Linked DNA regions of Homo sapiens: regions 1, 3, 4 and 5 are each linked to region 2. The links are chromatin contacts, found by Hi-C or POLR2A ChIA-PET in ENCODE. All regions are on one chromosome and are shown on one strand. Each heading gives the region's core, a stretch centred on a gene start or an enhancer-like site at or near the end of the contact. The rest is flanking DNA. Distances are from core to core; before and after follow the strand shown. Region 1 overlaps ACTN1 (actinin alpha 1). Region 2 holds the start of DCAF5 (DDB1 and CUL4 associated factor 5). Region 3 holds the start of ACTN1 (actinin alpha 1). Region 4 overlaps ACTN1 (actinin alpha 1). Region 5 overlaps GALNT16 (polypeptide N-acetylgalactosaminyltransferase 16).

Evidence for each region. A loop is a pair of places that touch in the nucleus more often than their neighbours do. ChIA-PET counts read pairs that join two places held with the same protein, here RNA polymerase II (POLR2A). Pooled maps may share reads with other maps.
Region 1: a pooled map shows a loop between it and region 2 (2.1-fold over the local background). The contact joins the enhancer-like site here to the promoter of DCAF5 in region 2. A Hi-C loop is called at or near these places in 2 of 50 pooled maps. POLR2A ChIA-PET finds 5 or more read pairs at or near these places in 4 of 52 experiments (A673, AG04449, HepG2 and 1 more).
Region 3: a loop to region 2 is called in a map of PC-9, with 4 times the contacts of the local background. The contact joins the promoter of ACTN1 here to the promoter of DCAF5 in region 2. A Hi-C loop is called at or near these places in 7 of 168 maps with a recorded cell type or tissue (CD4-positive, alpha-beta T cell, CD8-positive, alpha-beta T cell, PC-9 and 2 more), 4 of 37 single-sample maps with no recorded cell type and 19 of 50 pooled maps. POLR2A ChIA-PET finds 5 or more read pairs at or near these places in 4 of 52 experiments (Caco-2, HCT116, PC-3 and 1 more).
Region 4: a pooled map shows a loop between it and region 2 (5-fold over the local background). The contact joins the enhancer-like site here to the promoter of DCAF5 in region 2. A Hi-C loop is called at or near these places in 6 of 50 pooled maps. POLR2A ChIA-PET finds 5 or more read pairs at or near these places in 3 of 52 experiments (GM12878, H1 and MCF 10A).
Region 5: a loop to region 2 is called in a pooled map, with 9 times the contacts of the local background. The contact joins the enhancer-like site here to the promoter of DCAF5 in region 2. A Hi-C loop is called at or near these places in 3 of 168 maps with a recorded cell type or tissue (heart left ventricle and heart right ventricle), 13 of 37 single-sample maps with no recorded cell type and 7 of 50 pooled maps. POLR2A ChIA-PET finds 5 or more read pairs at or near these places in 1 of 52 experiments (activated CD8-positive, alpha-beta memory T cell).

The regions. Positions count from the first base shown.
Region 1 is chr14:68,939,828-68,944,349 of GRCh38, forward strand. The region is part of intron 1 of ACTN1 (actinin alpha 1); the gene reads right to left. Among named protein-coding and RNA genes, the nearest start is that of ACTN1, 37 kb to the right of the region's middle. RefSeq lists enhancers at 1-182, 1,702-2,492, 2,493-3,282. Within about 2 kb of position 2,147, at least 16 of the 41 ENCODE cell types and tissues checked have a DNase peak (open chromatin) inside an H3K27ac peak, as active enhancers do; they include A673, where a contact is called at or near this core.
Region 2 is chr14:69,151,513-69,156,362 of GRCh38, forward strand. DCAF5 (DDB1 and CUL4 associated factor 5) reads right to left here and starts at 1,607. Exons shown (of 9, transcript NM_003861.3): 1 at 1,253-1,607. The coding sequence starts at 1,466. RefSeq lists silencers at 1-381, 542-591, 1,412-2,051.
Region 3 is chr14:68,976,632-68,980,989 of GRCh38, forward strand. ACTN1 (actinin alpha 1) reads right to left here and starts at 2,671. Exons shown (of 22, transcript NM_001130004.2): 1 at 2,321-2,671. The coding sequence starts at 2,425. ACTN1-DT (ACTN1 divergent transcript) reads left to right here and starts at 3,051. Exons shown (of 4, transcript NR_073422.1): 1 at 3,051-3,153; 2 at 3,297-3,556. RefSeq lists enhancers at 1,539-2,538, 2,539-3,537 and a silencer at 2,679-2,728.
Region 4 is chr14:68,909,954-68,914,975 of GRCh38, forward strand. It overlaps ACTN1 (actinin alpha 1), which reads right to left. Exons shown (of 22, transcript NM_001130004.2): 4 at 2,203-2,289; 5 at 2-89. Among named protein-coding and RNA genes, the nearest start is that of ACTN1, 67 kb to the right of the region's middle. RefSeq lists an enhancer at 1,923-2,042. Within about 2 kb of position 1,843, at least 7 of the 41 ENCODE cell types and tissues checked have a DNase peak (open chromatin) inside an H3K27ac peak, as active enhancers do.
Region 5 is chr14:69,352,736-69,357,258 of GRCh38, forward strand. GALNT16 (polypeptide N-acetylgalactosaminyltransferase 16) reads left to right here. Exons shown (of 15, transcript NM_001168368.2): 15 at 1-1,731. Among named protein-coding and RNA genes, the nearest start is that of ERH, 43 kb to the right of the region's middle. RefSeq lists enhancers at 1,479-1,578, 1,609-2,108. Within about 2 kb of position 1,801, at least 8 of the 41 ENCODE cell types and tissues checked have a DNase peak (open chromatin) inside an H3K27ac peak, as active enhancers do.

The DNA of each region.
Region 1 (4,522 bases), core at 897-3,396, 210 kb before region 2:
GTTCCAGGACCCCGCTAAGCCTTTTATATCAAGACGTGGTTTTGTTTTTAACCCATTTGGCCCATTGGAAAGAAACCAGGCTCAAAGACAGGCCCTGGACCAGAGCCCTCTCGGGGGACTGATGTAATTGAGCTAGTTCAGCTACTGAACAGTGGCTGGTAAGCCTGCTGAGATGAGGATTACTAAATGGGCGGAGCTGGTCTTCGAAGCAGAGTGGCACCCGCTCCGGGAGGCCAGTGTGAGAACAGCCTCCTCCCCGGTCCTCCGGGGTTACAGTTTGGTCCTGCTGTAACCCCTCCCCCATGTCTGGAGTCTGATTCTGGCCCTTGCAGGTCTGAGAGCACACAGGCCTCAGCAGGCTGTAGCTCCCAGCAGTGGCCAGCACATTCCTTCCCCAAAGAAGGAAAAGCCACCAAAAGTGAGGTCATTTGGTTTTTTTGGCACAGATGCTGAGAGCTCTGGGTCACTCAATTCCATAGAGAACTCCCCCAGCTGACAGGGATTTGGCCCAGCCTGCTACTCATACAATATGGGAACCCGGGGTCTGGCAGACTCTGGCCCCTAACTTGACCCCTCCATGTAGTTGAGGTATGACCCTCAGTCTTCCAGCTTGAAACCTCCATGGTCTTATCTGTGGAATGGGATGATGAAATCCACCCCTCCTGGGGTTGGGCTAAGAATTAAATAGCACAAAACTAGACTTACGGTAGGGGCTCAAAAATTAAATAAGGCTGGCTCTGGTATCTCACACCAGCAATCCCAGCACTTTGGGAGGCTGAGGCAGGAGGATTGCCTGAGGCCAGGAGATCAAGGCCAGCCTGGGCAACATAGCAAGACCCTGTCTCTACTTAAAAAAAAAAAAAAAAAATTAGCTTCTATCCTCTCCCCAGGGTCATTTCTCCTGAATGTGCCTTGTTGACCAGAAACAAGGACCTGCCTAGATTCCAAACCCCTGTGTGGAAGCTCCTCTCCAAAGGTCAAACCACTTATCATTACAAATTTGCAAGAAAGAAAGAGATCCTGCTTGGACAAGGAAGTTTTCCAAGTCTCCTTTCTGTGCCCCTAAAATAATCTCCCAGCAGGAGCTTCTGTCCTGGTCTGTCCCACAGTCCACCCCTGGGTCACCCGGACCCCTCAAAGCACCTCCTTGGGCATAGTGACTGGGAACTCTGACCCCCATGGTGGTTCCGGTCACCAGGCTGTCAGCTGGAGCATCAGTTCTGTCAACTGCTTTTGGGGACTTGGGAGGGGTTCCTGTGGAGGCCCCAGAGGACGAATTACTGCACCTCTTTAAAAGGGGCATGAAGCCCCTGAAGAGCAGCCAGGGTTCAAAGTCTGGGCTCACAGTGACTGGCCCAATGACAAAAGGGGAGAAGCCAGGCAGAAAAAATAGAAAAAAGAACAGCAGGATAATTCAGTGCGGTGGTTCTCAAACTTGAATATGTAAACTTGAACATTTACCAGAATCACCTGGAGGGCTTGTTAAAATACAGATTGCTGGGCCCCACCGCCAGTTTCTGATTCCAAAGTTCTAGGCCGGCAGAGAAACTGCATTTCTAACAAGTATCCAGGTGATGCTGATGCTGCCGGTCCAGAGACCACACTCTGAGGACCAAGGCTTAGTGGCTAAGAACGGATTTGGGCACAGAAGAGCTGGGTTCAATATGGGTCTGCCACTTACTAACCTTGGAACCTAAGCAAGTTCTTGACCTTTCTGAGCCTCAGTTTCCTCATCTGTAAAACAGGGATAATACCTTTCTCAACTGGTTTGGTAAGGAGTTTCAATGAGATAATCTATGCAAAAAGCCCAGCACACCCTAAGTAGTTAATAGTGTCTAGAGTTCATTACTAAAGTACAAGAAAGACAAGAGAAAGGGTGCTCATGGAAAGGCATGAGACAAAAAGAACGACTCCAGGACCCATGGAATTGCCCTTGTCTACTAAACGGTCCCAGGTAGCATCAAGGGATCATGGGGGACACCTTGGCACCCAGTGTGTTCCTTCATCTGGGCTAGCAGGATCCAGCAGGCACTGCACCCCAACCTCTCTGACTCAGTCAAAACTTGATCAATAGGACCTCAGCACTGATCCAGCCCAAACTCCAAGCCAATGCCACAGCGCCACCCACCTCCTCCCTGAGGGACAACCACCCGGCAGCAGCCACATGACTTTGCAAAGGAATTCTCAAAGCTCCAGGAAACCCAAGCCCGCAGGATGCCAGAGATACCAGGGGATGAGGCAACAAGTTCAGCAACTGTGGAAGCATCACAAGCCACCACAAGTCACAGCAGTGATTTGCACCCCCGGGGTGGGACTGGAGCAGACACTCCCAGGGAGCAGAACTTCCTGCAGGAACCTACGCAACAGGCAAAAAACTCTGTCTCTACAAAAAATTTAAAAATGTTAGCCAGGCATGATGGTGCACCCCTATAGTTCCAGCTACCCAGGAGGCTGAGGTGGGAGGATCACCCCAGCCCAGGGAGGTCGAGGCTGCAGTGAGCCATAATCATACCACTGCATTCCAACCTGGGAGACAGTGAGACCCCAGCTCAAAAAAAAAAGAACTTCCTGCAGGGACTGAGGCATTAACGGGCTGTATCTATAAACTGCCACTCCTTACAGAGGAGAGGTTTTCTGCAGAGCATCACCATGATTCTCAACACCACCCAGGAGGAAGTTTCTGGTTCCAAGAGAGCTGACTGGAGGAGGGGAGCAGTCTTGGCACTTGGAGGAGAGTTCCTCTTCAGCTGCAGCTCAAAACTAAAATGCATCTCTTTACACCTAATAGACAGGCAAACAATTAGAAAGTTGATTACGCCGAATGTTGGTGGGGTTGAGGGATCCGGAAGCCCTCGTGCCCGGCTGGTGGAGAGTAGACTGTACAGCCATTTTAGGGGGTAACTCAGCAGCGTATCAGGAAATTCCCTGCAACCCAGCAATTCCCTGCTCAATGCAATCCTCACACAGCTGCACTGGGATGTATGGGAGAATGTTCATCGTTGCCTCATTTGTGTCAGCAGGAGAGCAGCTGGGGACAATCTGCATATCCATCACAGGAGATTGTAGGATAAAATGTGACGGACACACAGAGGCCTTGCATGGCCCCGAGATGACACTGGGCCATGACGGAGGAGCCTAACGACCTCAATTCTCTTCACCTGAGGTTCCGCAACACAAAGTTTCTTCTCCCAAAACACAAACACACAGATCAGCACATTAAAAAGCAGCACAGAAACCCTCACCCAGGCCCAGGACAATGTGACCCAGTGCCATCACTGCCTTCCTGGCCTGTCCACTAGGCCGGCGGTGGTCTGGGGTGTCAACAGCTCAGCAGGCTGAGCAGCTCGCCAACACCTTGGTATGGCCAGCCCGGTTTGAGGGACAGGGCGGCAAGGTATCAGCAAGCAGGGAGCAGCAAGCTGAGGAACAGGAATGTGTCTGTGGGAACTTCCATTTCCAGAAGCGTGGGAAGAAGGGCAGCTGCAAGCAGATCTGTCCACCTCTGCTGAGAAGCCCAGGGACCTCTGGGTAGTGCAGGGCAGGACGGGACAAGGGGCTTCCGCCTGTGGTCAGTGTATTCACAGTCCTCTTCAAAGATCAGAGAGATCCACGCCTGCTGTTGCCCACCAGCACCGGGGCTCCTAGGCTTCACTTCAGACACTGCAGCAAGGGCAGCCCTGGGGTGCTTTCGGCTCCCCAGCCCCCTCCCCCCAACCTTGAAAGGAAAGATCAGCGTTCCATCCTCAGTTTCAAGATGGGGACACTGATGGCAACGTGGACTTCAGGGAGCCCCAAGGGGAGGTGAGGGAAGGAGAGGGAATCATATCCTAGGGTTGCTCAAAGATGTTGGCTACCATTATAACCCTCAGTGAGTGCTCACTCACTGTTATCATCACCCACGAGGCATGCGCCATCTCAGCAAGTCCACTCAACAATTCTAGGTTAAAGGAACAAAGGAACAGGACACCAAGGGCCAGTTCCCCACAGTCACACAGCTGGCAAGAGGCAGAACTGAGGTGTGAACTAGGTCGGTCAAAGCCTGAGCCTGCTCCACTCTGCTGGGAGGCTAAACTCTTCCAGGCCAGCCTTCAGACTCCGTTCAGGCTGGGGAATGATGGGGACTCATCCAGCTCTGCCCACCAGCCTGCACCAGTCCCTGCTCAGTCTCAAGCCACACGGGCACCCACTCAGCTGTGCCCAGGCAGTCCCTGAGCCCAGTGGACTGGGGAGGAGAGCCACAGGGCAGCCCAGGACACTTCAACGCTTAAAGCCAGCCACGAGAGGAGGCTGTGGACCTGCTGGCCCCCTGGGGATGCAGAATGGGCCAGCAGGTTTTTCTTCCAGGTCTCAGTTTTAGGGAGATGGAAAGAGGGTTTGAATTCTGTCTTGGGTTTCTGAACACAAAGGCCATTGAGAAAGACCGATGAATAATTAAAGGGGCCACCAAGCCGATGATGTGTGCCAGAGTGTGGGCAACTGGCTTGCTAGGGCTTGGACTGGCCCGATGTTGGCAGCCTCCCTC
Region 2 (4,850 bases), core at 357-2,856:
GTTCCCCCTTCATCCCTCCCAATATAGGAAAAGGGACAGAAGAGGGCAGCAGCCAAGCAGGAACGCCCAATCAGCCGTCTTCACCCCCCCTCCCCTGAGCCAGGTTTCGGGGAGCCGCCCCCTAGCCCTCACGTAGGCCCATTCCCACCCGCCCCTGCCCTGGGCCCGCGACCCCAGGGAGGAGGGGACGACGGCGGCGAGCGCCCCCACCGGCAGCAGGCGCACCTCCCCAGGGGCAGCTGTCGCCGCGGCCCGCGGGGCCCGGGCCTCCCCGGGAGCAATAGGCTATCGATTCAGCTGCCTGTCGCTAGGAGCCCCGGGAGAGCGAGGCCTACACCGCCCGGCCGGAGCCCCGGCCTCGATTTCGCCACTTTCCCCAAACCAGAGGGAGAGCCCGGGGGCAACCAGGCCCGTCTGGGCGAGAGGGAGGAGAAGCAGAGACCACTTGCAACAGCGGCCGCGGGAAACGGGGTGCGGGGCGCCGGGCTCCCGCCAACAAGTCTCCCGGGGGTCCCCCACCCTACCGCCTGCCTCGCAAGTTGCGCATTCAAGTTCAGGCTGGTGCCCTTTAGCCTCCACAGCCCTCGCCACTCTCGAAACTGTATTAAAAACAAGACGCAGAAGAGGCCACAACCGAACGAAAGGCGATGGTGCTGGGCCTCTAAGAGCGCCGAGGGGGGCGGCCCACAGCGACCCTACCGCCCCAGTCACTTCCCCTCTGCAGACCCCGCCAGCCCCCGGGTCGCAGCCCCCGGCCCCTCGGCGTCCGGGTCTGTCACCGCCCGCTTCCCAGCCCCAAGACCCCTTTTCCTTAACGCCGGCGACGGGGGCTTCAGCTCCCCCTTGCCTCCGGCGCTCCTCGGCCTCCTCACCCTCCACATCCCCAAAATGCCCCCAGCACCTTTTAAAGTACGCGGAGGAAGAGTTTGCCGTCAAACTTTGTAGAGCGGTAACCTCGCCCCCCTCCCCGACCTACACTTTCAGGGCAGGCATCAGGAGAGATCACTTTGCACTTGGGATAAAGCGAATTAAGGAGCTGTCAACCATTTTAGGTCTTTTTTATAGAAGACATCCTCTCCTTCCCCTCCCCCTGCAATGGTTTTAATTTGACACCAAACCTTCCCACCGCAGAAGGGGGTAGAGAAAGGGAGGGGGTGGGGACAGAGGGCAGGAGGAGGGTGACGGGGGAGAGCGAGAGGGGGAGGCTGGGAGGGTGCGGGGAGGCGCGGGGAGGGGAAGGGGGTTGATTTACCTGAGACCAGCCACTGGCCTCCATTGTTGGAGAATTCAATGGCATTGACACAGCCGAAGTGGCCGAGGAGGTCCTTCTTGTAGAGGTTTCTGCAGCCCCGCAGGCGTCTCCTCTGAAAGTCCTGAGTGAGCAGGGGGTCCCCATGCAAGCCCCGCTGGGACAAGAAGCCCACCACTGACCTCATGCTGCCCCCCAGGCCAGCTCTCCTCTTCATGCTGGAACCGCCGCCGCCGCCGCTCGCGCCGCCGCCCCTCCCTCGGCCTCACGCGCGGCCGCTGCTCCCCCCACCCGGCCCTCCCCCCGCGCTGCGATCCGGATGGTTCTTTAACCAGCCATGGCAGGCAGAGCGAGGTGTGCAGACACTCGGCGGCGTTCGCGGCTTCCTGACGGTCCCCTCCCTCTCCTTCCCCCCGAGGCTCCTCCCTCTGCCTCTCCGCCTCCTCCAGCAGCTGATCCTCAGCTGCCGCCGCGCTTCCGCGATGCGCGGCCCTTCCGCCGGCTGCGGGGCCCCGAGAACGCGGCGTCGGCGCCCCTCCCCTCCGCGGGGGGCTGGCCGGAAGAACGCGGGCGGCCGGCCCGGAGACCACGGGCGCCGGCTGCTTTCCCAGTTGAGCCGCTTCCCGCCTGGGGACCTGGGTGGCGCCGGGCGGAGACCCCTCTGCACCCCAGCGCCCCGCACTCCGCGGAGTTGAATGCGCGTAACAATCCGAGTGGCCGCCGGGCTTTGGCTCGCCTTCCTCCCGCGGGGACCCGCGGGCCGGCTGCTGCCCGGAGGCCAGCGCCCGTACGAGTTCGGGGAAAATGCGGCTGGAGTGGGGGAAGGTGCGGGCGGGGGCTCCGGCCCTCCTTCCTCTGCTGGCCTCTGCCTTGGGCAGTCCGGCCCTGCCCGAGGCGGGGGAACCGGGAGGTAGGGCCGCACACTTGGAGGAACGTTGCCTGGGGGTTTTGTTCGCGCACCCGCCCCTTCCCCTCTCCCGGTAAATGTTTAACACCACCGCTCATCCCCAAGTCCAGTTCTCTAACTCTTCCTTCCTCCGGTCCTTTAGTTGAAAAAGGCTAAATTGTTCCGTCTGGCAGATTAGAGTGGTACATGGGGGGAAAGAGAAAGGGATAAAGAAGTAGGAAGAAAATTGCCAAAACCGAGTTGATGAAGTCCCGAGAAGCACGAGGTACTTCTCTCCGTTCCAGATAAATTTGCACGACACAAGAAGCGTGATTTGAAACTAACGATATATGTTATTTAATTGGGTTCGGTGAGCTCCTCTTAAAGGTCTCGAGTGGGGAGCACTGAGGTTGGACAGCTGTTAACCAGCAGCTGCGCTCCAGGCCAGAAGTGGCTGCACTTCAGTAGGATGGGAGTCACCGCGTTGACCCTAGTGGGTGTTAAATGCTTTGGAATTCTACCAGATACAGTTAAAAGTCCCCTTTTCGATGTATTATAGTACTTTTCCTGGAAGCTATCCTCTGTCATTAAGTGGTAATAAGCTACTGAAATAGGCACTTGTCAGTTTTGCCCTTTCAAGTTAGCAGGAATTACATCCTCTGGACCAGAGATGGCACAGGAGCAGTTGAGTAGAATCATCATTGAAAGATGGGCTGTACATCTCTGATCTGGGGAAAATAATAATAATTTTTTTTAAAAAAAAAGATCGGCTGAACATGGAAGAGGTTTACCCGTCAAACAAAATTATTTACTTCTACTTTTTGTTCAGTGACAATACGATTAATCGTACTAATAACAAATATGCAAATGTTTCATATAAAAGTACATATTCTAGCAAACATTACTAAACAGAAACCAAATTCCATCAGAACTTGGGGAAAAGGGCAAAAAATAAATAAATTTTTAAAAGAAAGAAATCAAATTCCAAAAATGTGAATTTTAATGGAATATTGTTCCCCTAAATAGGAAACTATGTGGTACTTAAAAGGTTTTATCCTCAGGATGCCTTCTAATAATCCTTTGTGTTTATTCATTATAATCACCACCTAAAAATTAGTAGCAGTATACCAGCTTTATTAAAGATGTATAGCACCAAACATCCTTCTGTCATTGCAATGTCAAAATGTGTAATTAATCATTTATTTTTGTGATGATATGAGTCTCCCCACTCTGCTGTAAGTTCTCTGAGAGCAGGGACTACGTCTGTTCTGCTCAAGGGTGTATGCCTGGAGCCAGTACTTGCTGGCACTAGTGGCCGCTTTAATACTTGCTGAATTCATGAATGTACTTAGGGAGTGGGGAGGAGTTTGAAGGGAAAGGTCGTGCTTTCCGGTTTGGATATGTTGAGTTTGACCTGTTTCATTCCAGTGGAATCCACTTGTTCCAAGGCCAGTTTCCCTGCTCACTGTTCCTTTGCTTGGCATACTCAGTCCACACATTCAAAACCCCCTCTAACTTCTTCCAGTTAATAGGCCATCATTTATACCTATTTGCCTGGGGTGGGGGAGATTTGTTCGAAGTGGCCTTTACTGTGGCAGTGTATAATACGCATCCTCCTCTGCCCTCTTAAGCACATACCCCCTTTACAGTTTTTACTGAATTCCTGGGAAAATTGTCCCATTTACCTCAGCATAAAAATAGACCAGCATCTGGTCACATGCCAGCCCAAATCTAGGACTTTGCTGGAAACTTCCTTAACTGTTGGGTGACCAACAGTGACAGAAAGGTAGGACCACCTAGTCTGTTTATATCCTACTGCTAGTCTGGCCAGATTTTTATAAGCCTGAATGAAATATCTTCCTATTCCTATAATTAAGAGTTGTCGGATAAAATGGAGGATACCCAATTTGGTATGAATTTCAGATAAACAATGAATGTTTAAGTATACCCCATGAAATATTTGAGATATACTAATATTGTTTATTTGAAACTCGAATTGGGCATCCTGAATTTTTTATTTGCTCAATCTGGCCACCTACTTATAACCAACTTCAAAAGATGAAACTCCATAATATCAATTTGCTTTTACTAGGAATTTAACATAGTCCCTTGTGTCATTTATTGCAAACTAATAATATGGTACATAACTACCTACCACAAACTTTTTTTACCACACCTGTAACAAAATTGCAATACCACAAACATTTAATCAGCTTTGATGACCACATGAGCTTTGTGTTTTTCATATAGGCATTTATAGTGAAAAGGCCAGTGTACTTAGCTTTAAAATAGCAAATGAAATTACTTCTGAGTAAATTGAACCACTGCAGAGAATGTATGGAGGAAGAGGGAGAAGAGTGAAAAACTCATATTTTTCTTTCCTAAACCCAGAAACTTATGTGTATTAACATTCATACTTAGGAAGCCTTGAAACACTGATTTGGAAATTCATTCTGGAAAAACAAAGATATGGAAATTGCTTAACCCAAGAACTCTTAATTGCTTCACCATAGGTTGAATACTGGTCAAATGTAGAATTCCCAGAAATGTATTTACTCTTTGACTTCTATTTTGTTTGACTCCAATATTGCTGAAGATAGAGTAAGGAATCTTTAAAAACTGATTGAATGCTAAGGAAATGCTCAAACATTAGAAACTGTGTTTTTAAAATTTATTTATTTATTTTGAGACAGGGTCTGACTCTGTCACCCAGGC
Region 3 (4,358 bases), core at 1,421-3,920, 170 kb before region 2:
CTGGCTCTGGCTGCGAGGCCCAGCTTTCCTGCCTCCCTTGCCAAGGAGGGACAAGTGAGGGGAAGCTGCCAGTCCCAAACATGGCTGCATCCCAGCCCCACCAAACACAGTCTGGACTTGGAGCTGGTTACTTCCCCTCTCTGGCCCTGGTTTCCTAGTCCTTGTTCGTGCCTGGCACATATCAGCAAATGCCAGTTCTTGGCACTGTTGAGTTTGCCTCCAGGATAACCCAGTTTCCCAGACCACCTCTTCCTACCTGGCTGCCCAAAGGCCTGGGGCACACCCACTGCCACCCAGGTCAGAGCCCTGGGAATCTATATTCTTCTCCCCACTGCGTTTAATATATTCATTCATTCAGAAATATTAAATACGATGTTCAGGCCGGTGCTCAGTGTCTGTCCCCTAGGAACTTGGTCTCACAGTCCTTTCAGGGGCCTAGTTCCTAGGCAGCTCTGTTACTCCTGCCCCTCCCAGGCACAAAGCAGGTGCTCCCTAAGCAGGGATTTCTCCTTCGATTCTAACCCCCAGGGAAGACCCCAATCCACCACCCTAATCTCACTTCTAATTTAAAATCCATTCTCAAGAAGGCTTCACCCTGAAATTATTAAAGAGCCTTCTGCCTGGTGCCCCATAGGGATCTCCAAATTACTCACTCACTTTTCAGTTCCACCCACAGCACCCATGGTCCCAGGAAATAAGCCAAGTGAGTGGGGGACTGTCTGCAGCCCCCAGTCTTCAGCTCTTACTAGGAAGATGACAGGAAGAGGGGGAGTTTAAGCAACTGGCACATTACAAAGAAGTCAGTTCGAAGTCAGGGGACCTTCCCATGTCCGATGTAGATGACCGATGTCGCTGTATAGGGCCCAGCCCTGCATAGGCCTTGGGCACCGCGGCCCAGGTCATCCTGCTTTGAGGAAGCCCATTGTGTGTGTTTTAGATTACCTCTGCCTGTCTGATGAAGTGAGTAAAAGGGCTCCGTTTCAGGGCCTAGGATTCCTGAGTGAGCTAATACAGGATGCCTTTGGCTGAAAAAAAAAACTTCAGTCGGCTCTATAAACTACCCCCCTTTTAAGTTTAAAAAAGGGAATGAATGTTACCATTTTTGGACATGAGCGTTCTCCCTCAAGCCCAGCCCTAACCGCACTATCCAAAGGGACGCGCCATCCTGTCCCCCCCCCACCCAAAACCCCATTCCCAGATCAGCCTGGGGGTGGGGAGGGTATGAAACGGGGAGGGACCGGATGGAAGTGGGCAGCCGGGAGGAGGGGGAGGGAAAGGGGTATTCAGGGTACGTGGCCGCCTGGGGGCACAGGCTCACCGCGCAGGCAGGAAGCAGCGGTAGGGTTGAGGCGCCCTCCCCCCACCACCACGAGTGGTTTCTGACCTCTTCCTGCCACTGGCCACTGTGCCCGGGTCCCATCGCCAGCTCCGAGCCCAGCTCCCGTGGCGGGGCGCGCACCCGGCACACCGCGCCTGCCTGGGATGCAGCTCCGTGGCTAAGTAGGGATCCCCAGTGACTGGCCCCAAATATCCCCTAAGACTGACCCTCGTTCTGCAGCCCCTCAACTCGAACCGAGCTGCCCACCTTTCCCGGGGGTCGGAGGGGCAGGACGTAGCGCAAGCCCATGTCGGGGTTACAGCTTCCAACCCACTGAGTTAAGCAATAAAACGGTCTGCTGTCCTGACCCCGCCCCCACAGGGCCCGCGGGGGAGCCCGCGTACGCCCCCCAGTTTTCTCGTCCCCAGCCGCACTCCAGCTGGTCCTTCTCCAGGCAGATCCGGAGGCGGCCGCCGATCTCTCCGGCGCTCTCCCCTCCGCCTAAGGGGCAGCAGGGTCCCGGGAGGCCCGCCGCTCAGGTTGAACCCAGGGCGGCCCAGGAAGCGGCGCTGCCACCGCACGCCATATGGAGAGGTGGCCAGGGGCGGAAGAAAAGGGAAAATCGATCCGGAGCAAGCAGCCCCGAGCCGGGGTCTCAGCCCCAGCCTGAAGACCACCGCCCCCGAGCACAGCCCACGCGGGGATGGTTGCAACAGCCGCAGGGTGGCCTGGACCACGGACCCCCAAGGAGACCTGCCCGCCAGCGGCGCCACCTCCCCGCGCTCCGGCCCGGCGTTCCCGGGCTCCGGGGCAGGGGCGCTCCCGCTTCCGCCAGGCGCCTGTAACCCAACACCCCACCTCGCAACGGCCGCACCGCCCCCGCCCCCTCCCGTGCGCGCCCGGAACCGGTTCAGAGCCCGGAGCCGAGAGCCCGGCAGGCAGAGCGGGTCGGGGCTGGGGGCTGGGGGCTGGGGGCTGCAGCGGGCGGGGGCGGCTGCTAACCTTTCTCTGCTGCTTCTCCCAGGCCGGGTCCAGGAGCAGGTCCCGGTCCCAGTCCTCTTCTGGCTGCATGTAATCGTTGGTTTGCTGAGAATCATAATGGTCCATGATGGTGCGCGCGTGCTAGGGTCTGGATTTCTTCCTCCACCTTCTCTCTGAGCAACGGCTGCTGCCCTGGCGTGGGGAGGGAGTAGGGCTGGGCTGGGCTGGGCTGGCGGGGCCGGGCTCGCTCCCCTGCGCCCGGTTCCGCCGCGGCGCTGCTGGCGAAGGCTGCTACTGGCGGCGACAGCGGCGGCTGGGCTCGCGGACTGCCTGCCTCTGGGCGGGCGCTTGGACCTAATCTCCACGCACACTGAACTAGGCGGACACACTAGCGCTGCGGGAGCCGAGGCGGGCGGGGGCGGGGGGAAGGGGCAGAGCCCTCCCGAGGCTCTCCATTGGCCAGGCCGAGTTGCCCAAACTTCCCCCCATCGCCTCTCATTGGGAATTCCTGGCATCCGTCAGCCGGGCTGCGGCGCATATAGGTGGACTGGGCGGCCCCCTCCCGGCGCGCACACCCCCGCCCACTCCCGCGGTGCCCGTTCCCCCGCGGCTCATGTGACGCCAGCTTAAGCTGAACGGGACCGAAGCCGGGAGACGCCTCCCCGAGCTCGGGGACTGAGTGGCAGCGCGCTTGGGAACCCCAGGAGCCGCCGGGATTGGACCCGTTCCCCGCCACCGTTATTGCGCTCCCACGCGCGCTCCAAACCCCGGGGTGGGAGGGGGCTGGAGAAAGGACGCGAGGAAACCCGAAGAACATTCATTTTCTCTTTCCCAGGGAACCTGGGTCTGGGCAGGTCGGCACCCTAGGAAAGGGGGCGGAGTGGGGCAATGGAAAGGAATTTCTTGGGAATTTCACGACTCCACCGCCGCCCCCCCCGGCCCCGCCCCACCCCACCCCACCCTACAAGGCGCGACCCGGCTGATCCCTGCCCTGCAGGAACCCGGTTTCTCGCCAGCGAACTGCTCTCAGAGGCTACCGAGCGTTCCCGCCTCGCCGCAGGAACTCTTCTAGCTCGCCCTCGGGCTCTGGGGACCGCTCCACAGCGGGGCCTCCCGGAATTCCCTGCCGGTCTCCGCGGGCACACTTGGCTGGCTGCTGCGACCAAAACTACCTTCGCGTGGCAGGGTCCTCCCTCCTCCTCACAGACACCCCGACATCACCCTCAAAACTGGAAGGGACAACCCCGAGTGATCTAGGTAAATCTACTCCGTACCCCCCTCCCACATACACACGCCTGACAGATGGGGAAACTGAGGCTCAAAGAGCCGAGCGCGGAAAGAGCTTCTGGACTTCACAGGCCAATCCGGTAACCTTATGCCTGACAAACAAAACCTTATTGTCATTGGAGGAGGATGGAGGGCGGGAGTGACTAAATAGCTCTAACTTCTGCTTGCCACCTGCCAGGACTCCTTTCCCTGGGCTTAGTAAGAGGAGAGTCTAAACGCGCTAATGCCCGGGAAGGAGCAGGCCTCGCGTTCTGGCAGGCTCCTCTATGGGATCCCGGTTCCGAAGAACAGTAGCAAATAAACCTCTCCTAGGTTATGCACTGTCTTGTGAACAACAGATGTGCCAGTCTTCCACCCCAGCACCCAGCACATAGTAGAGCTTAATTTATGGATTTGAGGCTGGCCACGGTGGCGGTGGCTCACACCTGTAATCCCAGCACTTTGAGAGGCTGAGGCGGGCAGATCGCTTGAGCCCAGGAGTTGGAGACCAGCCTGGCCAACGTGGCAAAACCCCGTCCTTACTAAAAATACAAAAATCAGCCGGGCATGGTGGTACACGCCTGTAGTCCCAGCTACTTGGGAAGCTGAGGCGGGAGACTCCCTTGAGCCTGGGAGGTCGAGGTTGCAGTGAGGTGCATTTTCACCATTGCACTCCGGCCTGGGTGACAAAACAAGACTGTCTCAAAATATATACATACATATATGCATTTGGCCCTTTATATCCACAGGCTTCAGAACCCGCAGATACCCAGGCTGACTGTGAGGGACTTGA
Region 4 (5,022 bases), core at 593-3,092, 240 kb before region 2:
CCTTATGTGGAAGTTCTGGATGTTGACATTTTTGTAAGGGGCTGTCTTTCTCTGACACCACAGGAGCAGCCCTTCCTTGGCTGAAGTCTCTATGGGGAAGGGGATGGGCAGCGAGGTCAGAGGGCTGACTCGGTGGAGGGAGGGATGCCGGCTCACAGGAGGCCCCACTGTGACCCTTTGATGCCAACCCTGCAGCTACTGAAGGAGGAGCCCTGGCCATCAAGTCTATTCCCTTGACAGAGTTTGAGAAGTTATTTGAGAAACAGAAAAAGCAAGCTGGGAAGCTGTTCAGAGCTAGTCGTGTTACACGTGTAAATTTTGAGACAACAGTTTTTCAAACTTCAAGAATTAGCTCCCCCTACTCTCTTTTATTCAAAGAAATGGTAATGATACAAAATAAGTCGGCAACCTCTATCAGGTTGGGGAGGAAGATTTGATCTGGGAAATCTACACATCTAGGGGTCTCCAGACAGGGGAATCCCACAGCCTGAGGGGTGCACACAGCTGAGTGAGAAGAAAGCATTAGGACTCCTAGACAGATTTTGTTTTTAATCTAAAAAATAAGGTTTCCTTATATTTACTGCACGGATCAATACTGCTGCCCTCTGTGTGTGAAGCAGCCACGTGTCTATGAGGTTAGGCAGGCAACTGAGGGGGCTCACGGAGCTCCCAGCACAGAAGAAAGACTGCAAACCACACTACCCCCCTGCTAGGTTTGTGCTGTGTCCCCGCCCAAATCTCATCTTGAATTGTAGCTCCCATAATTCCCACGTGTTGTGGGAGAGAGACGGTGGGAGATGATTGAGTCGTGGGCGTGGTTTCCCCCATACTGTTCTCGTGGTAGTGAATAAGTCTCACGAGGTCTGATGGTTTTCTAAGGGGAAACCCCTTTCACTTGGCTCTCATTCTCTGCCTGCTGCCATGTAAGAGGTCCCTTTGCTCTCCCTTGCTCTTCTGCAATGACTGTGAGGCCTCCCCAGCCATGTGGAACTGTGAGTCCATTAAACCTCTTTTTATTTATAAATTACCCAGTCTCGGGTATGTCCTTACCAGCAGCGTGAAAACGGACTAATACACCCTGTGTTTGTGCCTGTGAATTGGAGGTTAAGGTACTCAGTGGACTGTGTTCATGAATGATCTCATTTATTTTCAACACACAAAATGGACTTTAAAATGACATTCAAGGGTTCCTACAAAGACCATAACCACCTAAGCAAAAGCAGACAATTTAAAAATTGGAAAAGCTAATGCTTCTACTTAGCTTAAGCTCTTCGTCAGCTAAATCACAAGAGTAACACAATGATGACTGCAGAGCTGACAAGAAGTCCACCCAAAAGAATCAAAATCATCAAGAAGGCTATTTGAGAAATGGATTTACATCCACTATCATTAACAAGAACCACACCCCAGGTGACTACTATGACCCTCTTTCCAACCACTTCAACCCTAAATACCAAGTACCCATAAACCGAACTTGGAACTCTACATTGCTGCATCACAGAGTGTCACACCTAGATCTCCATCACAAAGCAATTGAATTGAATCCACGTTGTTTTCATTAAGAAATTCCTTTGATTAAAAATGTTTATGATGTCTATGCCATTAAAACAAATATTTAAAAAATAGTATCTCCATCTCATCTTGTAAAAGTTTGTTTCAGTATGTGTGTTTTATCACAGGCACAACAATACACAAATATTATTATGCAAGATAAATACAGGCATAGCAGACATAAAGCTCAAAAACTGCCCGAGTGTGGAATCAAGCGTAGAGATCACCTCTCCAGACCATGGCGGCCCTTGCAGATCTGTGAAATGGCCACTAGAGGGTGCTAGGGGAGCAAAGTGGAGGACGGGGTTAGCGCCCCTCCTGGTCCTTCCTCCCAGCCGCTATTTCCCCACCCTTTCAGATTAACAACCCAAGAGCCAGGTGGGTTTTCCAATATACTTCCCCATGGCAGCCTTGGGCTTTCCCAAAGTGGGGAGTTTCCCTGAGGCCAACATGCCTATGAGAATCAGAATGGCAAACAGTTCTTTTTTCTACATTGACTGGAGGAGAAGGCTGATGCCCAATAAATGAGCAAGAAGCCCAGGACATGGCCCCTGATCAACGTCCGTTGCCCTGGGTATGGGAGTTCTCCAGGCTAAGCCCAGGGAGGGAGACGAGATGGTGATGGCGGGATGGAACAAAGCAGAAACCCACCTTCCACGGAGATGTCCTGGATGGCAAAGCGCAGGATGATGGTCCAGATCATGCCCAGGGTCATCTTCACATTCCCATCCACGATTTCTACAGAAACAGCAGCAGCACACATCAGAAAGGGCCTCAGCGGGGACAGAATTAACACTCCCTCAGCACCCACAGCACTCCATGCCCCACGCTAGGAATCAAAAGACTCCAGAGCTCTACTTCTAGAGGGAAACAGGATTTTTGCTTGTTTTTGAGACAGGGTTTTCGCTCTGTCACCCAAGCTAGCGTGCAGTGGTGCAATCATGGCTCACTGCAGCCTCCAAATCCTGGGCTCAAGCGATCCTCCCATCTCACCTTCCTGGGTAGCTGGGACTACAGATAGGCCACCACACCCGGCTAATTTTTTCATTTTTTGTAGAGACAGGGTCTTACGATATTGCCCAGGCTGGTCTCAAACTCCTGGGTTCAAACGATCCTCCCACCTTAGCCTCCCAAAGTGCTGGAATTACAGGCATGAGCTACCATGCCTGGCCTGGATGTTTCTTAAAGTTAATGCAATAAACTGTGACAGGTGCTGGAAGAGAAGTCTATTTGGGGCACAAAAAAAGGGTGTAATCAATCCTAGTTGGAGACAGTGGGTACATCAGGGAAGGCCACAGAGAAGGGGGCATTTGAAATCCTGATCTGTGTTCCCAGCCTGATGAAGAGGGGAGGATTTCTAAGCAATCACAAATGTTCTGGCAATTCTGTGAGCTGGGGCTCTCTGGGCAATCACAGCTCTCAAAATAGCCACCCACACGTGGAAAAACAGTGGAATCAAGAGAAAGTCACAAACTTAAAGTTTTGTAAATTGCCATCTTGAACTATCCACTGACTCAATCTCACAATGCCATCAGTTTGGGTATTAAAACAGATGTTTTTTTAAAAAATCAAACAATAGCTTCAAGATCACAGCTAAGAGATAACCCAATATATTTAGTCTAAGCAGCACCTTTTAGAGTTTTAGAATCTACAAGTTCTATGAAGTAGATTTTCTCTTTTTTTCTGTACCAGGCCTAATGGCAGGGAATACAACATAAATAAGCCCTATTTTAAGGAGCCCAATACATGGAGCAATCTATGGTCTTGTGGTTGAACAAGTGATACTCAAATGTAGATTCCACACCCACTCATCACCTGCTTCCAGACCAGGAGATAGTAATCCGGCCCATGGTAAGACACGCTCAGTTAAGAGTAAGGTACCCAAAGAATATCTTTTTTTTTCCTACCTGCAACATTAATTTTAGGGGAGACCCAATAGAACCATGAGAAGGATCAATTTCTAGGCAGTTCTGACCCTACTAGGATTTGCATCCCACAAACCCCTGAAACAAGAGTGGATTTCCATTAAGGATGGTATACTCTAACATCTTAGCCCCTTTCCCAAAAGTGAGGGCAAAACTGTATGCTGTTCCATGACCAGCCGGGTGTAGTCCATGGAGCAGTGCTTGGCCACAGCCACCTCCCAGGGGAGCGGGTAACCTGCTGAGTCTGCATGGGATGCTGAGCAAAGGAACAAGTGTCCACTTTGGACTTGGAATAGGATGTAACCCTTCTTGTAAACAGGGAAGTAAAAATGCCCCTCCCAGAGCCCCAGACACCAGGCGGGGCACAGTCCCACATCCAAATGCTTGGGTTGGAGAGAAACAGAGAGCTGAGCAGCATGCAACCCCTTTTGCTACCAAGCAACACAGCCAGCCAGCATTTTGCAGTCCACATTGTGGGGAGGTAGTACTACTCATCAAGAATCAACTCATAGACCTGGCACAGTGGCTCGAGCCTGTACTCCCAACACTTTGGGAGGCCAAGACAGGTGGATTGCTTGAACCCAGGTGTTCAAGACCAGCCTGGGCAACATGACAAAACCCCATCTCTACAAAAATACAAAAATTAAACAGGCATGGTAGTGCCTGTAGTCCCAGCTACTCAGGCTTAAGTGGGAGGATTGCTTGAGCCAAGGCAGAGGCTGCAGTGAGCTGTGAATCCATCCTGGGCAACAAAGCAAGACCCTCTCTAAAAAAATGAATAAATAAAATAAAAAAGTAAAGGAATCGGCTCATAAATCTTTGATATTTTAAAAAATGCACTTTCATTTGTTATTTCCAATGGTTTAAAGAGTTCATCTCAATTGAAAAGACAATTGAAAAATACTAAACTCTCAATAAATAGGCAAAAGACAAAAAAATCATAAAACATGAAATACAAATAACCAATTCACAAGAATGTTCAATCTCACTTGTAATCAAAGAAATAAGATCACCTTCCCAGCTATTAAATTAGCAAAGTTAAAAAACAAAGTTAGGCTGGGTGAAGTAGCTCATGCCTTTAATCCTAGCACTTTGGGAGGCCAAGGTGGGAGGATCGCTTGAGCCCAGGAGTTCAAGACCAGCCGGGGCAACATAGGAGACCTTGTCTCTACAAAAAAATGAAAAAATTAGCCAGGTGCAGTGGTGCAAACTTGTAGTCCTAGCTTCTTGGGAGGCAGAGGCAGGAGGACTGGGGACTGAGCCCAGGAGCTCAAGGTTGCAGTGAGCTGTGTGATATCACCGCTGCACTCCAACCTAAGCGACAAGTTGAGACCCTGTCTCTTAAAAACAAAACAAAACAAAACAAACAAAAAAACCCAAAGTTGAAAACCACACGCCTTGATGTCAGCAAGGCCACCACACTAGAAGTGTAAATTGGTTTAAAAAACAATAATAATAATTTCTGGGAAATTAATCAATTAATCTGGGAAATAATTTGGCCACAAGGAGCACGCATTTTACAGTTGCTCAGCTTTTTGGCAGTATA
Region 5 (4,523 bases), core at 551-3,050, 200 kb after region 2:
TGGGTGGGGACGGATGGTGTCTTGGCAGCAAAGGATGGGTAATTTGCAAATGAACATGGATAGAAGAGCAGCAAAGCACCAAAAGAACAAGGTCTCTTACCCAGGACACAGTCCCTTCCACACTTTACCAGCCCCAGGGTCTGAGCCCGACGCTGCCTCTTCCGGTCCTGTGCCTGTGGGTGCCCACATTCTTAGCAAGAGGCTGCAGAGGGATCTTTAGGGGAAGATTCGGGCGTAGTTTATTAAACAGACTCCACTTCTATTTGGCCATGTGTCAGGCTGAGACCTCTCTCTCGGGCATTAATGAACAGCTAGTGCCCTGTCCCTGCCGCCAGGACCCACTGAAAGGACGGGTAGCCACACACATCCCTGAGTAGTCCCAGCCTCATTTGTCATTTTTGACTCCTGCTTTCTCAAAGGTTTTTGCCTCTGTCAATACAGCATCATGGGTGGTTGGAAAGAAGGGAACTTCCCTTCTGGACCAAGAACAGCCCCTAAGTCATTAGGGTTCAACCTCACCCTTATTCCCCTCCCCGCTACAGGAGCCCCTAAGTCATTAGGGCTCAACCTCACCCTTATTCCCCTCCCTACTACAGGAGGGATTTTCTTGAAGGGTCAGCTATTGCACTGTGCTGGGAGGCTGGCTGTGGCTCCTGTTTGTGAAGAGAACTCCCAGTTCCTTTTCACAGCCGCTGAGAACACATCCACACATCTACCCCACGGCCTTGTCTTGGAACTGCTCCTGCTATCCCCACACCCTGCTTCCTCACCCCACTGGCTCTTGGGCAAATGACTGTTGGTACCAGGACCCTGGGGGTCTCCCCTACAAAGCAGACCAGCCTGGGGCAGATATACCTACCACAGGAGCCCCCTGTCTTTCATAGGCCAAGGATCCACATACCCATAGAGTTCATGGATTCTAGAGGGTCTAGGAATCTCTTGAAATTGTCCCTAAAATACTGCATGTGTGTGCATACATGCATTTTCCTGGGGAAAAAGTCCATGGCTTCTAAAAGAGGTCCCTGATCCCCAAAGGGCCTGAACCTCTGCTCTGGATTGAAGCCACTGTCTGCCCAAGCTGCCACCCCCTAATCTTCCTCCCTGGCGTGCTCAAACTGCCATCGCCTGCTCCCTCCACACGGCCCTTGGGGTCAGCAGCCAAGTGTCTGTGGTCCGCAGCACCTGCTCTGGAGGGCTCTCCAGCAGTTTCGCCTCCTGACTCTCACCAGCGTCCTCTCGGCAGCACTCCCGTGCCCAAGTGCACCCCTCTGGACTTGCCAGCGCAGGCCCCTTCGCTCCCAGGGCCATGCTTTGCCTGTCCTCTGTCGTGATGTTTCTTCCGCAGCCAGGTGCAGCCTCAGATCCCCTGTTCATCTGGGAAGCCTCCTGCCACAGCTTAGGACAGAACTGGGCCCAGGGCAAAGGCCTCTCCCCAGAGGATGGACTAGAAGGCCTGGGCCACACTCGGGCATGGACCTTTGGGGCTGGGGAGCCGGGGCTGCGCCTGTTGAATGTAAGAGGACTGCTGACCAGAGGGCCTTCAAGAGGGTCTCTCTGTCCTTTGCTGTGGTCAGATCAGGCTCTGCACTTATCAGCCGGTCCTTTGTGGCAACGCAGCCCTGTTCTGTTTTTGCTTTTCCTCTTCTTGACCAAAGCATGTGCCACTAGCTGTCCTTGAGGACCTCGTCTTTATGAAACACACACCTGGAATAAAACCACTTCTTACATGTCCACATGCACCAGCGCCTTCCTTTCTGCCTCCAGGCCTAGCCCTTCAGCACACCCTCCCCCGCCTCGTGGGGAAAGTCCGGGCCTCCTTTCTGTAAAAGTGAAACTGAACATGCTCAAGTCTAGCCCTGTCCTGCACCTGGTAGCTTGCTCGTCGGCCTCCATGCCCTGTGGTGCCCCAGGAACTCCTGACTGCTCTGGTGGGGGCCAACAGGTGGCCCTACTGCAAGGGCAGGCCTTGGACCAAAACCAGGAATCAGCACAGGTCAGGTGGAGCCCAGGCTCCTGTGGCCTCATTATGGGATTCTACTTGGGGCTTAGAAATGGAAAGCAAATTGCTTCTCCAAATAGGTATTGCCCTGCCGCCGTGCTTGCCTTTAGCCAGCCCTCTCTCCTTCCCTGTGAGCCAGGCCTGTCCCCTCGGAGCTGCCCTCCCCTGCTCTACCACACAAGAAGGCAGTGGTACAAATTCAGGCAGGACATACTTCCTGGGTAAAAACAGCAAAATAATTCTGAAAAGAGTCTTACCAGACCAGCTTTGCTTGATTGGGTAGCAGATGCTCTGCCTAATGTTCCCATGGAAACCAATGGAAAACCCCCACCATGTCTGTGATCAGAAGCTGAACCTACCCAGGTAAAAATAAACGCTGCTTCAACATACATATGAACTGCAGCTGGCAGGCCAGCACACCACTAGCCTCTCCTGGACGCAACCATTTCTGCCCTCAGCCCCACTTTGCCGTGGGGCTGCTGATCTGGAGTTACCCAGAACTTCTGACCCCTGGGCCTGAGGAGCCTGGAGCAAAGCCCTAGCTGGCTGCAGAGAATACACCTTGGCTACAATGTCCAGCTTGGTCTGGGCTTAGGAGCAAGTCACTGTAAAAGACCTTGGCTGCAGCCTCCATTCCCCCATCCACCCCTCCGTCCTCTCAGGGAGCACAGCCCACCACCCACCGCCTACTCAGGGCTCCCTCCTGGCGCGCTGAGCCCCATTTCCACTCTCCATCTATTTTCACCCTCAGCCTTGGAGGGCTCTGGTGCTTGCTTCTCCTGAGTCAGGCTCTCTCCTCTTGCTTGCTCTCCTCCAAACCTACCTCTCCCAAAGCCCATTTTCTGTGCCACCCAGTTTTTTCCCTAGGAGATAAGGCTGTCAGCCTTTAGCCAGGCCCTGGAGGAATCAGCAAAAGCCCCAGGCTGGGTATTAACAGTTACGTCACTGGCAGGAGAGTCCCCCGAAAGCCTATGGGCAGGGCAGCAGAAGGGACTTCTGCACCAGGGCCAGACTCCCATTTGTACAGCAGGGAGCTGTTCCTGAGGATCCCTGGGCCTCTGTGACTTGGCTTCAGTTTTTACAAGGGCTGTTCCCCCTGGCCCCTCAGGAAGGCTGTCTCCATCTGCAGTTGGGAGAAATAACCTGGACAATATGACTGTCGTCCCAGGGTTCCAGCACCCCAAGGCCTGCGGGGGATGTCTCCCAGCACTGCATGGGGTGTGGTCCTTCTCCCACCAGGGAACAGGAAAGGAAACCTGGAAGGGAAAGGCTGGCATTTATAACGTCTGTAATTTCATTGCCAACAATGTTCTCAGTGTGTTTGGTATTTGTGTGTCCCTGTGATGGTCTGAGTCAGTGCTCCTCCAGAAGGAGGGGGCAACCCAGCCAGCTTCTCTAATGGGAAGAGGTCTTCACTGCCAGGCACTTAGGAAAGACCTGGAGATGGATCAGGGGAGGGCCTACTCTCCTGGGCTTGCAGCTGGGCTGTCTGAGTAGCCGACCTGGACTGAGGCTCCAGAGCCATCTGAGGACAATTTCTCCTGCTTAATTCAGCCCTGTGAAGCGTGGAGAAGAGTGTACTAGGGGTGCGGACTCTTGGGTCTTTAAGACCCATTCAAGCCAGGCGCAGTGGCTCACACCTGTAATCCCAAATATTCAGGAGGCTGAATTGGGAGGGTCCTTTGAACCCAGGGGAGTTCGAGACCAGCCTGGGCAACATAGCGAGACCCTATCTCTATAAATAAAAATTCAAATCAACTTCAAAAAATACCCATTCAGCTGGATCCCTCACTACTCTGCCATTTGCCAGCTGTGAGCTCTTTTTTTTTTTTTTTTTTTGAGACAGAGTGTTGCTCTGTCACCCAGGCTGGAGAGCAGTGGCATGATCTCCACTTACTGCAAGCTCTGCCTCCTGGGTTCACGCCATTCTCCTGCCTCAGCCTCCCGAGTAGCTGGGACTACAGGCGCCCACCACCATGCCCAGCTAATTTTTTTTGTATTTTTAGTAGAGACAGGGTTTCACCGTGTTACCCAGGATGGTCTCCATCTCCTGACCTCGTGATCCACCCGCCTCGGCCTCCCAAAGTGCTGGGATTACAGGCGTGAGCCACTGCGCCTGACTGAGCTCTTGAATAAGTTATTTCATCTCTCAGCCTTGATTTCTTTACCTGTTAAATGGGGTACTCATAGCCGTAAAGGATTTTTTTGTGAAGCCTGATCGCAAAGCATCTGGCCCTTTCCAAATGCTTAATCAATATGTCATTACTATTATTAATAAACATTTTCTGAGTGCCTGCTACATGCCAAACACTTTGCTAGGGGTGATGACACAAATGTAAACAAGACAGAAACGGTCCCTGCCCTCGAGAACAAATATTCTAGCAGAGGAGATGGACCAATCAGCAGCAACTGTGATACCACATGATAAAAGCTACAGGGGAAGGCAGGAGCTATGGGAGCAAGGAGAGGGAGCTCTCACCCAGAGCGTCAGTGAGTTGGTGCTCTCTCTCCAGAAGATGATGCT